Linked DNA regions of Mus musculus: region 1 is linked to region 2. A link is a contact called in ENCODE POLR2A ChIA-PET data. All regions are on one chromosome and are shown on one strand. Each heading gives the region's core, a stretch centred on a gene start or an enhancer-like site at or near the end of the contact. The rest is flanking DNA. Distances are from core to core; before and after follow the strand shown. Region 1 holds the start of Arhgap4 (Rho GTPase activating protein 4). Region 2 holds the start of Flna (filamin, alpha).

Evidence for each region. ChIA-PET counts read pairs that join two places held with the same protein, here RNA polymerase II (POLR2A).
Region 1: POLR2A ChIA-PET joins it to region 2 with 6 read pairs in Patski. The contact joins the promoter of Arhgap4 here to the promoter of Flna in region 2. POLR2A ChIA-PET finds 5 or more read pairs at or near these places in 3 of 5 experiments (Patski and embryonic stem cell).

Annotation. Positions count from the first base shown.
Region 1 is chrX:73,909,113-73,916,126 of GRCm38, reverse strand. It overlaps Arhgap4 (Rho GTPase activating protein 4), which reads left to right and starts at 4,829. Exons shown (of 22, transcript NM_138630.2): 1 at 4,829-4,964. The coding sequence starts at 4,898.
Region 2 is chrX:74,242,028-74,249,018 of GRCm38, reverse strand. Flna (filamin, alpha) reads left to right here and starts at 2,485. Exons shown (of 46, transcript NM_010227.3): 1 at 2,485-2,955; 2 at 5,854-6,102; 3 at 6,194-6,291; 4 at 6,380-6,527. The coding sequence starts at 2,583.

The DNA.
Region 1 (7,014 bases), core at 3,580-6,079, 340 kb after region 2:
CTTGTGTCAATCCTGCCCCAGGCTCTAAAGTGCTGGGATTACAGGCATTAGCCATTCCTCCATTAATATTTTGTATTTGCTGTGGGGCAGTGGTGGCACACTTAATCCCAGTACTTGGGAGGCAGAGGCAAGTGGATCTTTTTAAGTTCCAGGCCAGCCTGATCTACAAAGTGAGTTCCAGGATAGGGCTGTGCAGATAAACAAGACAAGACAGTTCCATGCATTGTCTAGTTCTTGACTGCCATCAGGATACCCTCAATGACTTCTAATATTTTTGCGACTTCTGTTAGGTTCATAAACTCAAATATAATTGAACTAAAAAGACAAAAAGAGAGTCCTCACTTCTGAACGTTTTGTTACACCGTCACCCTTGCCTTAACATTTGCTCCTCTAAATGTGCTGCTTTAAGACCATCACTTGTGGCTCCTAGGTCCTGGGTGGGCTCTCCTTAGGCCGCTCACCTAACTGCAGTGCACCTTATATCAGAGCTGTCACTTTACTAATAATGTCCTTGCTCCTGCAAGTGGCACAGCGATCCGCCACTATGTGGAATAATTTGTCCTGGAGCTTAGTACTTTGGTTGTACAAACCATCTATTAGAAACTGAGAAAGAAGCGACTGAAGGGCGGGGAGGAAAAATCACAGCCGCACCCTGTCCTCTAGTTCAAACGAAAATGCGTTCTTGCCGGGCAGTGGTGGCCTTTAATCCCAGCACTTGGGAGGCAGAGGCAGGTGGATTTCTAAGTTTGAGGCCAGCCTGGTCTACAGAGTGAGTTCCAGGACAGCCAGGACTACTCAGAGAAACCCTGTCTCGAAAAAAAAAAAAAAAACCTGCGTCTGGTTGGCTAAAATTACGGACTTCCCTTTGTATGAGTCGAGTGGCTTGTTCCACCCGGCGTGCTGGCGTCAGTTCCTTCGCAAGCCAGTGGCGTTCTTAGTTCTCAAGCTCTGATTGGTTCTGCAGCGCTAGGCCTGCCGCCTTGTGGTAAAGCGGTGGACATGCGCAGTGGTTCCATCCTGTCTTAGAGTTGGTGGGTGGGGGAGATTGCAGATCCTCTTAAAGCACTTACAGAATCCTCTCGAGGCCCGCCCTCTGCACTGGTTGCTTAGGTGTCATTGGTGGCCGCCTGAAACTCTGCTGTCCGCCCCGCCTCCTAGTAGGTTAGGTTTCCTGGGCGGAGGTCAGAGCTGTGAAGGGGAAAACCACAGGCCTGCTAGGCCTTGGGGGCCCAGCACTTCCCCTGCTTTGGCGGCGTCTGCCTCTTACATTATGAGCGGAGACTGAGGGTGACTCTAGGGACACTTCTCCAGGCCTTACCTTCATGCTTAATCTTTTCTTTCTTTCCTTTTTTTTTTTTTTTTTTTTAAAGAATTGCTTATTTTATGTATCTGTCACTGTCTTCAGACACACCAGAAAAGGGCATTGGATCCCACTACAGATGGTTATGAGCCACCATGTGGTTGCTGGGAATTGACTCAGGACCTCTGGAAGAGCAGTCAGTGCTCTGAACCTGAACCATCTCTCCAGCCCTCTCCAATCCTTTTTTTCTCTTTTGAGCCCTACTATCCTCTCATTTCCCTCTGTCCAGAGTAGCCAGCCAGTCTGAGCTTATCAGCCCTGTGGTCATCATCCCTCAGGACCAAGTATACATCCTTCCACATATTCAAAAATGTTTTGCAGAGCTCCAGAGATAGGCAGGCAGCTCTAAGTGTATTCTGATAAGTGTATGAAGTTAAATATATTGGCCATTATAACTTCATGCTGAATATAAACATTTCAATGCCTGGCCTGCATTGTGATACCCTGTCATAAAGAAATAACCCTGTATATATAACCCTTGCTCTCTTTTTAAAGATTTAGTGGGGGGGGGAAGGTGGAGAGAGAGAAGATAGTGTTTTAGAAGTGAAGTATTAAATGGTTGTGAGCAGCCTTTGAATTTTAAGAACTGAACTCTGTCCCCTGGAAGAGCTCTTTAACCACTGTAAGCACCTCCATTACTTATCTTGTTGGGTTTTGGTTTTGTTTGTTTTGACAATCTCCATATATAGTCCCTATCTCTGCCTCTAGGTGAGCATCCCCTCACCCAGCTTATCTGATTTTTGAGACAGGGTCTCTATAGCTTCATGCAGCCTGGAAATCACTCTGCAACTCTGGCTTGCCTCTAAGCCACCACCCACCCACTCCCACTCTGTCCTTCAGGCTTTTAGATTCTCAAAACTGGAGCTAGTTAGCTGGGGTAGTGCTTTTTGTGCTTCGTCTCAGCACTTAGAGGCAGAAGTTCAAGGCTAGCTTGGTCTACATAGTAAGTTCTAGTTTAACCAGAGCTACTGAAAGATCCCCTATCTCAAAAAGCCAAGAAGGGTGCTGAGGAAATGGTTCAGTGGTTAAGAGCACTTGTTGCTCTTGTAGAGAATCGAGTTTGATTCCCAGCACCCACATGGATGTTCATGATCATCCGTAATTCCAGAATCTGGAGATTCTGATGCACACATACAAGTTACACATACATATACACATAAAATTAAATGAAGAAATCTCATTTTTTTTTTTAAAAAAAAGCCAAAAAGGAACAGGCCAGGTATGCTGGCACACGTCTTTAATCCCAGCACTTGGGAGGCAGAGGCAGACTGAGGCCAGCCTGGTCTCCATAGTAAGTTCCAGAACAGCCAGACCTACATAGTGAGACCCTGTTTCCAAACAAAAGGAACAAGAGCTAAAGGAACAGAAGCAGTTTCACTCATGGCTTCAGATGCCAAGCAAGTGTCCCGAAAACAGCCAGTCACTAAGTTTTCTGTTTTGCTTTTCACTCAGTTTCATGCAAAGGGCTGAATGGGGCACCGTTCAGATTTCTGGATTAAGGACTAAGAATATTTGAAGGCTAGTTCAGTAGCCATTTCTTGTGTGCCTGAATCCTGGTCTGGCTCTGCTGCTTGGATGGGTGACTTCTAAGGATTAGTTAAGGGTCAGAAAGAAGGGAAGACAGGTAGGGTGGGTTGCTTTAACTAATAAAGGCATTGGTGCCTGATTTACTTTAGTATGAGGCACTCTTGAAATAAATGTCCTGACAAAGCAAGTTCATAAGGATGGATGTTCATTCATGTGCTATGAGAACGATACAGGCTTGCTTACCTTGGTGGAAGATTCCAACATTGCTACTTCTGAGACCAGCTTCTGGAAGTCCAGGACTTGGGCTTGCCAACATTTAGCTAGCTTCTAGACCATTTCTTCAAGGTTCTGTGAGCACCAACAGCATCTTAGAGAAGGGCTTTGGTATTGGGAGCAAATGGAGATCAAGAACAAGATTGAACTTGGGAGGCAGAGGCAGGTGGATTTCTGAGTTCGAGGCCAAACTGGTCTACAGAGTGAGTTCTAGGACAGCCAGGGCTACACAGAGAAACCCTGTCTCGAAAAACCAAAAAAAAAAAAACCAAAAACGAAACAACAACAACAAAAAAAAACCAAGATTGAAGCTGGTGAGATGGCTCAGTGATAAGAGCTTTGACTGCTCTTCCAAAGGTCTTGAGTTCAAATCCCAGCAACCACGTGGTGGCTCATAACCATCAGTGATGTGATCTGATGCCCTCTTCTGGTGTGTCGAAGACAGCTACAGTGTACTCACATATAACAATAAATAAATCTTAAAAAAAAAAAAAAAAGATTGAACACAGTTGAAAGTCCAGAACAGTCTTCCCTCCTGCCAAATCTCCATGTCAGGCTTACAAGTGCTCACATGCACTTTGACATCCATGCATGTAAGTACAGGTGTGGATGCCCTTGTATTAGTACCTTCAAGCATGTTTTGTAAGTTATCTTGCCTATCGCCCACAGTCTGTATACCCCAGGGCTTTCTCTCCAATGAACTAAAGACAGATGGCTTGTCACCTGCCTCCTGCCTTCCTAATTGACTAGAAGAGCCTGCTGTGGTTGTGCACATATGCAATCCTAGCCCTTGGGACAGAGGCAGAGTTTGAGTCCAGCCTGGATTGTGTAAAGCCAACCAGGGCTACAAAGTGAAGCCTTGTGAATGAGACAAAACAAAACATGACAAATTAATAAGTAGATCTTGCCTTATGACTTAGAGTTGATGGGGGTGAATAAAATCACCATCATCCTTGGATAAAGGAGGCAGTAGGAGTTGTTTCTAGGCTGGTTCAAAGCCCCCACTGGTATAGGTCCCTACAGGTGCAAGATGGAAGGGAAAAGAGACAAAAATAATCTCTTCCGGCAGCAGGAAGTGGTAACTACCTATGGGGAAATGAGGCTAGTTCTTTCCTTTGGGGCTGAGTAGAAGGGGAACTGTAGCTGAACCCCGCTCCCTCCCCCTCAGGGGGCCCAGGGAGAGCATAAGCCTACAACTTCCCATTCAGCTGTCTGAACTCCCATAGGCCTCACTATGGGCTATGACTCTGGAAGGAGGGTGGCATCTGATGTCCAGGAAGGCTTCAGAGGCAGACCACCTAGGAGCCTGGAGCAGCTATGGTGCCATTGTCCATTAGTATTGAGGGCTAGTGGCCATAGGGGTGTTGTCTGACAATGGGAACCACAGATAGGTTTCTGCAGATAATGAGGAACAGCAGCAGGTGGTCCCAGACATGTTGAGGTTGTCTTGCATTGCTGCTTTATGTTGACTCTTTGGGCTCAAGGTATCTAGGTAGAGGAGCAACTTGTCTCAAGAGAGATGAGCCTGAAAAGGGGTGCCTAGACTTTCAGAGGCCCACCCGGGCAGTGCCAGGTCCAAGTCGCCCCGCCCCTCCGGGGACTGTGCTGGGGGCGGGGCTGGCGGGGCGGGGCCCGCGGAGGGTGCTGGCCTTGGCGCCCCTAGTCCCTGCACTTGGCGGTCTCGCCTCGCTTCCGCGTGGGAGCATTGGGACTCGAAGTCGCGAACGGCCTTGGGCCATGGCGGCGCACGGGAAGTTGCGGCGGGAGCGGGGGCTACAACCTGAGTATGACGCACAGGTCAAAGGTGAGAGGGTGCTTTAGTCCTGGTTTACAGGGGAGACCCCAAGTGTCCGCTGCTGATCTCAGGGGTGCCTGGAGCAGGGTGGAGAAGGGAGTCCAAGCCCTGCTTCTTGAAGCCTCTTTGGCCTCAACTGCCTGCCCAAGCCCTCCCTCTCGCCTCCTTAGCCAACTTGGGTCGCCTGTTGCTCACTCAGGCAGCAATGACTGTGGTAGCCCGAGGGAAGGACAGACTGAGAGGGTGGCTTTCTAGTTGGAGTATAATGGGCCACTTTGACTTTGTTGGTAGCCTGACACCTCACTCTTAACACCACTAGAATCTATGAATTCTTAGCACCTTCACCTCCCTTTGGCACTGTATTAGCTTGCAGGTTTAGGGTGGTTGGTCTTGGGTCAAGCTAGGAGACTGAATATGGGTTAGAGAAATTCAACTGGGATGGCTTTACAGCCTTAGGCTATTAGACCTCTGGATTTGGGCAAACACTTCTATGCAAATCACATGCAAATGAGCTTTGTGAGTTCTTTGCTGACAGCTTCATTTCTTCAGGGTGTGGTAGGTAACTCTTTCACAGGAAAGGAGGCAGTGTCTAACCTCCCTCACCCCCACCCCCACCCCCACTTGCTTGTTGCTTCCAGATATCTTGGCTCTCTTCCTATTTCCAAAGACTTTGGATACAAACACAGTGACTTACCTGTCACAGAGCACAATGGCTCATAAGAGAAGAAATAATATGATCCTTGGAGTTTTCCAACCTGTAGATGAAATTCCAATGTACTTATTTGGTGCAAGCAACTTATAACAAAGTGTATCTTCATGATGTGTTGCTGTTATAGTGGAGAGCATAACTGCCTTTGAAAGTTTGACCCAGACCTCCTCATCTTGGTGTCCAGAGGCAGCTTGAGGTGATTGCAGAGGGTGAGCCAGCAGATGGAGACAATGATTCCATCCTACTTCCTCAAAATGTCCTGAAGCCTAAGGACCTTGAAATGTCTTCAGTCAGCAAACACAGGCCGGTTAGTTCCCATCAAGAGAAATTGGAGTTTGGCCCTAGAATATCTTTTAAATGGCCCTTGCTCACTCAGGGTGTTCAGCCTTTGTGGCTATTATTTCTCACCAGCCTCCCTCAAAAGAAAGTCTTCCAATCATGCTGGAACAGGGGCACTGTTTTGGCACTCTAATTTCTAAAAGGTCGCATAGTCGTGGTTTGGAGGACAATGCATTCTGCTTTGCTGGTCAGCAGAAGTGAGAGTGAATGCCTGGCTCACAGGAAGTGCTAGGGGGCCTGGGTCCCAGCTTTGCAATGCAAATATGCAGGATTTCTCACTCTTTTTTGTCAACTGTTTGTTTGTTTGTTTGTGTGAGTAGGATTGGAGCTTGGTATGTACAGCAGGATAGTATTGAACTCATTATTTTATTCAGGCTGGCCTGGAACTTGCAACATCCCCTGCCTCAAACTTCCAGGGCTAGGAATGACAAGCATATGCCATCACACCCAGATTTTTTTTTTTTACTACATCTATTTTGCTGCAGCCTCTGTGACTCCCTTATTGTATATGAGAGAAGCAGTCCTTGCCCTTCTGAGGTTCACAGGTCTGAGGAGAGAAAAGCAGTAAACAACCAAGTGCACAGCTGATTTCATGTATGATAATAGCCACTACAAAGGACAACCAAGGTCCCAAGAGCACACTGGGGCTAGACAAGGGCCAGAGCTTGGTTGGGGATCAGGGTTTTTTGAGCTGAGATCTGAAAGCTCTGCTACAACCTGGAGTCTTGGAACAGCAGTTTCCTGCCTTCTGTGGACCTCAGATGCAGTTGGCTTGTAATCTATAGCTCTTTGACAGCAGCTGGTGTGCATGTTCGGAAGCAGAACTGCTATTGCTGTTACTGGAGAATCCACACAATAGTGTGATCTGCTGGTGCACTCAGCATTGTGCAGCTCTAATAGGTCCCTCCATGAGTAGCAAGCACATCCCTTCTGGAACACAGGACAGGCACTGTAAGGAAGGGCCTGTTGGGTCCTCTTGGGACCCTACTTGAACTTTAATTGCCATTCTTT
Region 2 (6,991 bases), core at 1,236-3,735:
CTTTAAGGGAACTGGTCTCACTTTGGGGATTTTCTGTTTCCTTCCCTCCTGGCGCCCCCTGGCTACACAGGTCTAGAAATAGCTCTTCAGGATCCCAGTATAGCTGGTGGGCTTGGGCCTATAGTTCCCTGTGGGAGGGCCTGGTCTGGGGTCTGAGAGGAGTGGGGTGGGGAGGTGGGCGGGGTGTGTCTACCATCCAAGAATCTACTCCAAATAAGGGAAAATATGAAAGAGCTGGATTTTGGCTTCCTGGGGCTGCCTCATCTGGATCTTTGGGATGGAGCGACATCTGGTGGTGGCACTTGTGCACTCTAAGGCTAGGACACCCCCCCCCATTTCCTCTTTTCCCCCTAAATAGCCAAATCATAGGGCTGGAAGCTAGGAAACTCAAGTTCTTTGTGCTCTATTACTATGATTCAGTTTTCCTTGTTCTCTGTACATTAATGAACTCATGTGATCCAGCCAAATGGCATTGAATGAAAAATCATGTATTAATGCAATTCCGTACATGGGGCTTTGCTCTCCAGTAGATCAGGGGGACCAAAAATATTACCCTAATTGTGTCTTGAATAACATGGCTGGAAGTTTCCATTTGGGTTATCCCTGCACAGTTCTGCCATCATGTCCCCCAACTCAACCTTTGGCTCACTTGGTGCAGATATTTATGCAGGTGACTGGAGGTAGAATGGGGGGGAGGGATTCTGTACTGAAAATGTTATTTGACTGGCGATATCATAGACAATCTCAAGATGACTATGCTGAAAGGTTCTGCCCATTGTGATCAAAGCCCTATCATAGCCCTACCACAGGCAATGAAGACACTCCAGGCTGTGGGAGAGTCAACCATATTTGGGCATGACATGTTGGTCAACCCAAGGCCTCTTTCAGCCACTGGTCTTTATCTATCTATCTATCTATCTATCTATCTATCTATCTAATTAATTTTATGTGCATAATTTTGCCTGCATTCATGTCTGTGTGAAGGTGTCATATTCCCTGGAGCTAGAGTTACAGACAGTTGTAAGCTTTCATATGGGTGCTGGGAATTGAATCTGGGTCCTCTGAAAGAGCAGCCACTGCTCTTAACCACAGAGCCATCTCTCCAGCCCCGGCGGCCACTGGTCTTAGAATTGAGAAGTAGGGACAGAAGCCTGTCTTTCTGGAAAAACAATTTAACATTCTGGAGAGGCTTGAAGTACAGAGTAAGTAGATGGAAAAGTCTACCACGGGAAAGACATAGGTAAGATGAATCCCCTTAACTAAAGAGGATGGTTGGGAGTATCCCCTACAGTTTTCTTTTTCTGTATCTTCGCTCCTTTCTGTCCCAGCACAGCATCCTCATCACTATCTCCAGAGAATATCTATCATTAAATTAACTTTTAGTGAGTAGCTTCACACTACTTAGGGAACACACTCAGGCTCCTTAGCAAGCCTTGATGTCTGGTGACTCTCCTTTCTTCAGTAATCTGGGACCCTCTCCCTGAGCCCCTCCACATCTCTAGGGTCACAGCAAGGCTTGGGACTGTTCAGCCAGAGAAGACCTCTCCCCCCAGAATTCCTCAGGGCCCAAGGTAGAACAGTGAGTATGGCAGGTACAAGGTGTACAGATCTACATGCATCACAGGGCAGGCAGGCAGGCAGGCAGGCAGGCGCCCTCTGATTGTGTGCATTGGCATACCCTGGACCTTTGGAAAGCTGCTTGATCCTGTAGTGCTGGTGGCCACTTGGCCCAGTGCTGGCCCCATTTCCTCGCGGATGGAACTAGGCAGTAGAGAAGACGACGGTGGGAATGGGCCTGTGCAGGTGTGCAGGCCAGGGTCATGGAGACTGGGAAGACCAAAGGAGATGGGTAGGGAGTGCCAGGGCTCTGTGGGTGTCTATGTTAGGTGATGAGAGCCCTGTCTGACAGCATACAAAGAGCTCTCAGCAGCGTTAGGCGCTCTGGAAGGGTTCGCTCACAGGATTGCTTTACTCTGCTGTGGATCACACTGTGGCTGAGAACCCTAAGCTCGGGAAGAATAGAGAATGTAGAAGAGGGTACAGGGTCAGGGCGGAGCCCAAGTGATACCGGGACATTATTCGCTCCGCCTTCTGCAGGGACCTTGGGGAAAGAAAGTCCCTTGTAAGGGTGTGCCTGCTGGAGCTGAGCAATTCTGTGACAGAATTGCTCAAGCGTTCCTAGATCTGGGGTCCGTTTCCTGTAGTACTGTAGCGGATGTTGCCAGACCTTTTTGTGCTCTTTGGGGCTCAAAGACCCTTTCTGAAGCAGCGGGGCTGAGTTGCTTTTGGCGGAGTGCAGAGGCAGCTTCGGGGGATGGGGGCGGGGGGCGTTGTGGGGCATTCCAACGGGAGGGGCGAGGTGGGGCGGGCGCGGCCCAGAAGCCCCACCCAGAGGCTCCGCCCCCAAGGAAACTTTGCCTCTGGCTCCGCCTTTCGCATACATTTAAAGGGCTCGCTCTTTCCGCAGTGCAACCTCTGTTCTGTGCCTCGTCGTTCATGCTCGGAGGTGCCTACTGCTTTAATTAAAGGGCCGTCCCATCGGCGAAGCTGCAGCACCGCCCCTCCGTTCCTCGCGCCTCAAAATGAGTAGCTCTCACTCCCGCTGTGGCCAGAGTGCGGCGGTTGCGTCTCCGGGAGGCAGTATCGATTCACGGGACGCGGAGATGCCGGCTACCGAAAAAGACCTAGCAGAAGATGCACCGTGGAAGAAAATTCAGCAGAACACATTCACCCGCTGGTGCAATGAGCACCTTAAGTGCGTAAGCAAGCGCATCGCCAATCTGCAGACGGACCTGAGCGATGGGTTGCGGCTCATCGCGCTGCTCGAGGTACTCAGCCAGAAGAAAATGCACCGCAAGCACAACCAAAGACCCACTTTCCGCCAGATGCAGCTCGAAAATGTGTCGGTGGCGCTTGAATTCCTGGACCGTGAGAGCATCAAGCTCGTGTCCATAGGTGAGGGCACGGGCTACACTGGGGCGCTGAGTGGGTGCGGGCGTGGTCGCAACAAATTCTTCCTTTCTTCTCCTCTAGAGTCTCTCCTAGTTGTCTTCCCTAGCTGCTGCACACAACCAAGGCTACCACTAGGCCCCTTAGCCGCCTTGTTCTTTGAGGTCCTCGAGAACAAAAGGCTGGCCTGGCGAGCATGCGAACCGCTACGCGCCCCCGCCCGCAGCGCCTTGCTGGCCTGCTCCCAGGCTGAGCTCACATCCTCTGTAGGCCGCGCCCCCAACGCTGCACCCGAGGTGGGACAGGCACAGACTAGGCTTCTGCCTCTGAGAGCCGCACCCCATCCCTGGGATACCCATGCTTTCCACCTACAACAATTTTAAAAGTACCCTTCTAGCATTTGGCTGCCTCTGCAGTTCTAAAGTGAAGGTTGTAGCTTGTTCTCCTATTTATGTAGGACTCCCTCAACTTCTTGCCCTGGAACATGCTTCCCCATTGGAGATAGTTCAAATCCCCAGTTTCTTTCTTTCTTTCTTTCTTTTTTTGCTGAACTTGGAGGGGGGCAAAGAGATATACTGCTGGCAAAACTGTACTCCAGGTGTAATGAGTGTGGTTGACTAAAGGCACGAGCACTTGGTTGTTAGCTTTGCTGTCTATCATGGATCAAATTCTTGTTTCATTGTAAACCTTGGTTTTGTACATCTAGAATGCAGAGATTGGTTGAAAGGTGCTCCAATGTGCACAGGGTTTACTGCTAGTCCAGTTCCCAAGTCTTTGAACTGGAGAGGTTGGCATTGGTATTGTCTCTTGCAGGATCCCATGCTTTTCTCAAAGTAGGGGCTGCTCATGGACAGGCACCAGAATTGTTATCTTGGGAATGTGGAACAGGGAGAGTAGAAGAGTGGACCTTTACTCCATAATACAAAGGGTTTTCTATTATCCTTACAACTTTGGAATGGTACATGCTAGTTAAAACAGCGAGGGACCAAGGCCCTTCAGAGAGCAGATTTTAAGTGCTGAGTTTTTTTTTTTTTTTAAATGCTCATAGAGGTGTGCCAGTGGATGTATGAAAACTCACCCCTAGTCCCAGCCTCAGTCTAGCCAGCTGAGTCATTTCTAAGTCTTGGAAGGGGGCAACCGGATGTGGGGAGGCAGGCCACACCCCAGCTCTTTAGGGGGGGTCTCCTCCCTCCTTCTTTCTCCCCTCCTTCTTGTGAGCTGGCTGGAGCAGGCCTAGTTCCCAGAGCTTTGCCATATAAGGCAAAAAAATGTTGGAAAGCAGCAGTGATTAGGGGAGGGAGGGGGCCGGCTGGCCCAGGGGCTGGGGATAAGGGGTGGGATGGGGCGGGGCCATCTTACCAAGCTGCTTCCCAACACTGGGCCCTGATCCTCTCCTCTTGGGAGGGATATGAAGCTGGCATAGCTCACCTAATCAGACCAGGGGAGGGACCAGATGTACCTTACTGGGATGATGGGTCTGTCTTTGTTCTTCCCCTTGGAGACTACTAAGGACCTATGATCTCCTTGGGGGTTTTTGTGATGGGCCTGTGGCTTTGTTTGGTAGGGTAGGATCTTTGTGTCCTTGACTTTTTTTCAACTTCCTTTCCCATCCTCTCTGTATTTTGGAACAATGAAAAACATTCTCGAAGGGCCAGGACCAGTTTGTGAATGGGAAAGATCACTCTGTTTGAGAGGCTCAGATAGCAGTTCTCCAGGTGCTTTCCCACTGCACTGGAATGTTACCTGCTCTCTCAGTGATATCCTAGTTTTCATGACCATTCTCCATTGACTCACTAGATAAACATTCTCTGATTACAGGGAAGTCCTGTAGGGTTTCCAAAGATGAGCCTTAGAAAATGCTACTCACCATAAGCCATCCACCCTTGAGGAGGTTAAAGAGGTGGCTTTGGGTGGGGCTCAGGGGAGTTGCCATAGTGATGGGTGTTTAGGGTGCCCGCCCTAACCACTTCCTTTGTGGTAAGCCTGGTGGCTGCCTGAGACCTAGCCCGTTAGGTGGCAAGTAGGCTGGGTGGTGAGTAGCATCTAAGCAGGTTATGCTGAAACAGCAGGACTTAAGAACACCACCCAAGGCCTCTGCAACAGGGGTTCCCAAGTGCTCTTTGGCACCAAAGGCAGGCTAACCCAGCCTACTAAGGACCTATGGTTTCCTTGGCGGTTCTACTCTTCCTCTTTCAGCTGGGCAATGGGGGCTGTCACCCCAGAAGTTCCCTATAAGCCTCAATGAGTCAGAACTAAACATAGTTCCTTTGACTTGTGGCCCCCTTCCCCAAGCTAGCCCTCTTTTGTTCCACCTCCTATTTACTAGTTTGGGGGTAGAGAGACAAGGAAGTAGCAAAGGGTGGAGCTCGCACCCTTTTACACAAGGATCCTTGCCAACACTTCCTCTGTCTTTTCCCCCACTCTGGAGCAGCAGTTGTATTTCCTAACTACTCTTTGCCAACTTAGCCTTCCTCTTCTTTGGTTCCAACCCAGCTTGAGGTCAGGGGCCCTGTTTCTTGGCCAGTTAGGGCTGAGCCACTTCTCCCAATTCCCATAGATCTCAAGATATTAGGGCAGGTCTTGATCTCAGCAGCTGTACAGCATCCATCTCACTTGCTCTTCCACCCTCCTTCTGGGCTTTGCGGTTTTTGGCAGGGTCCCTTTTATTGGATTGTATTATGTGTCTATGGGAGTCTTTCCCCCCCAAACTCTCCTTTATCACAAAATATTTTCTTACACCATTTAGATGCCCTGGGCAGAGGGTGCCTGATCCACTTTCTACCCCTAGTTGGGAGGGGCCTCTTGTCACCTAATTGATTTGCTGTGCTGCAGACCTAGGTCCCTCCTTGCTGGCCTTCATGAGGGAATACCCTAACTGCAATGCCGCCACGCCTTTTCCCACAGACAGCAAGGCTATTGTGGATGGAAATCTGAAGCTGATCTTAGGCCTCATCTGGACCCTGATCCTGCACTATTCCATCTCAATGCCCATGTGGGATGAGGAAGAGGATGAGGAGGCCAAGAAGCAAACACCCAAGCAGAGGCTTCTAGGCTGGATTCAGAACAAGCTACCACAGCTTCCCATTACCAACTTCAGTCGAGACTGGCAGAGTGGCCGGGCCCTGGGTGCTCTTGTTGATAGCTGTGCCCCAGGTAAGGGAGATCTTGGGCTAAGACTGTCTGGTCAACCTAGAAGGTAGCTCTATAGCCCCAGACTCACAACAAGTTCTTTTCTGTGTTGTAGGCCTATGTCCTGACTGGGACTCCTGGGATGCTAGTAAGCCTGTGAACAATGCACGGGAAGCCATGCAGCAGGCTGATGACTGGCTAGGCATTCCTCAGGTATGCTCCCGGACTGACCCCTGCAGCTAAGGGGTGCTTGGTTAAAGTGAAGAGAGACCCAATGGCTCTTGTCTTCTGTCTGTAACAGGTGATTACCCCAGAAGAAATTGTGGACCCCAATGTAGATGAGCATTCTGTTATGACCTACCTGTCTCAGTTTCCCAAGGCCAAGCTGAAGCCAGGGGCTCCTCTTCGGCCCAAACTGAACCCGAAGAAAGCCCGAGCCTATGGGCCAGGTGAGGGGGCCTGGTCAGTGGCATTCCAAGGGGCTGAGCACTTATATCCGGTCCATGGGACAGTATTCTCTTTCATTTTGGGTCCTAAGAGGTCTTGAGGAAGATGAATGGATCAAAACCTGGTTAAAAATGGTGCCTTGGCAAGGGAATACTAGTAAGTTCCTTAAGTCATACTGGCTTGTAGGAAGCTTCTTGATTGAAGGAGAAGAACCTCACGTATGAAGGATGACCTCGTGTACTGCTATTCTATAATTGGAGATGAAGCAGTCAGGATTGTGCAGGTGCAAGGGGTTAGGAAAGTACAGCAAACCAGATTTTTCAGAGAACAGGCATGGGCCTGTCTTGGTGGCAATAGCCCATATAGCATGGATCTGAGGCCCGGCTCAATGCTGGGTTTACATTGAACAAATCTACCTGATTGGATTGTACCTAGCTGGGGGAGGGGCACTGAGCCTGCAGAGGGA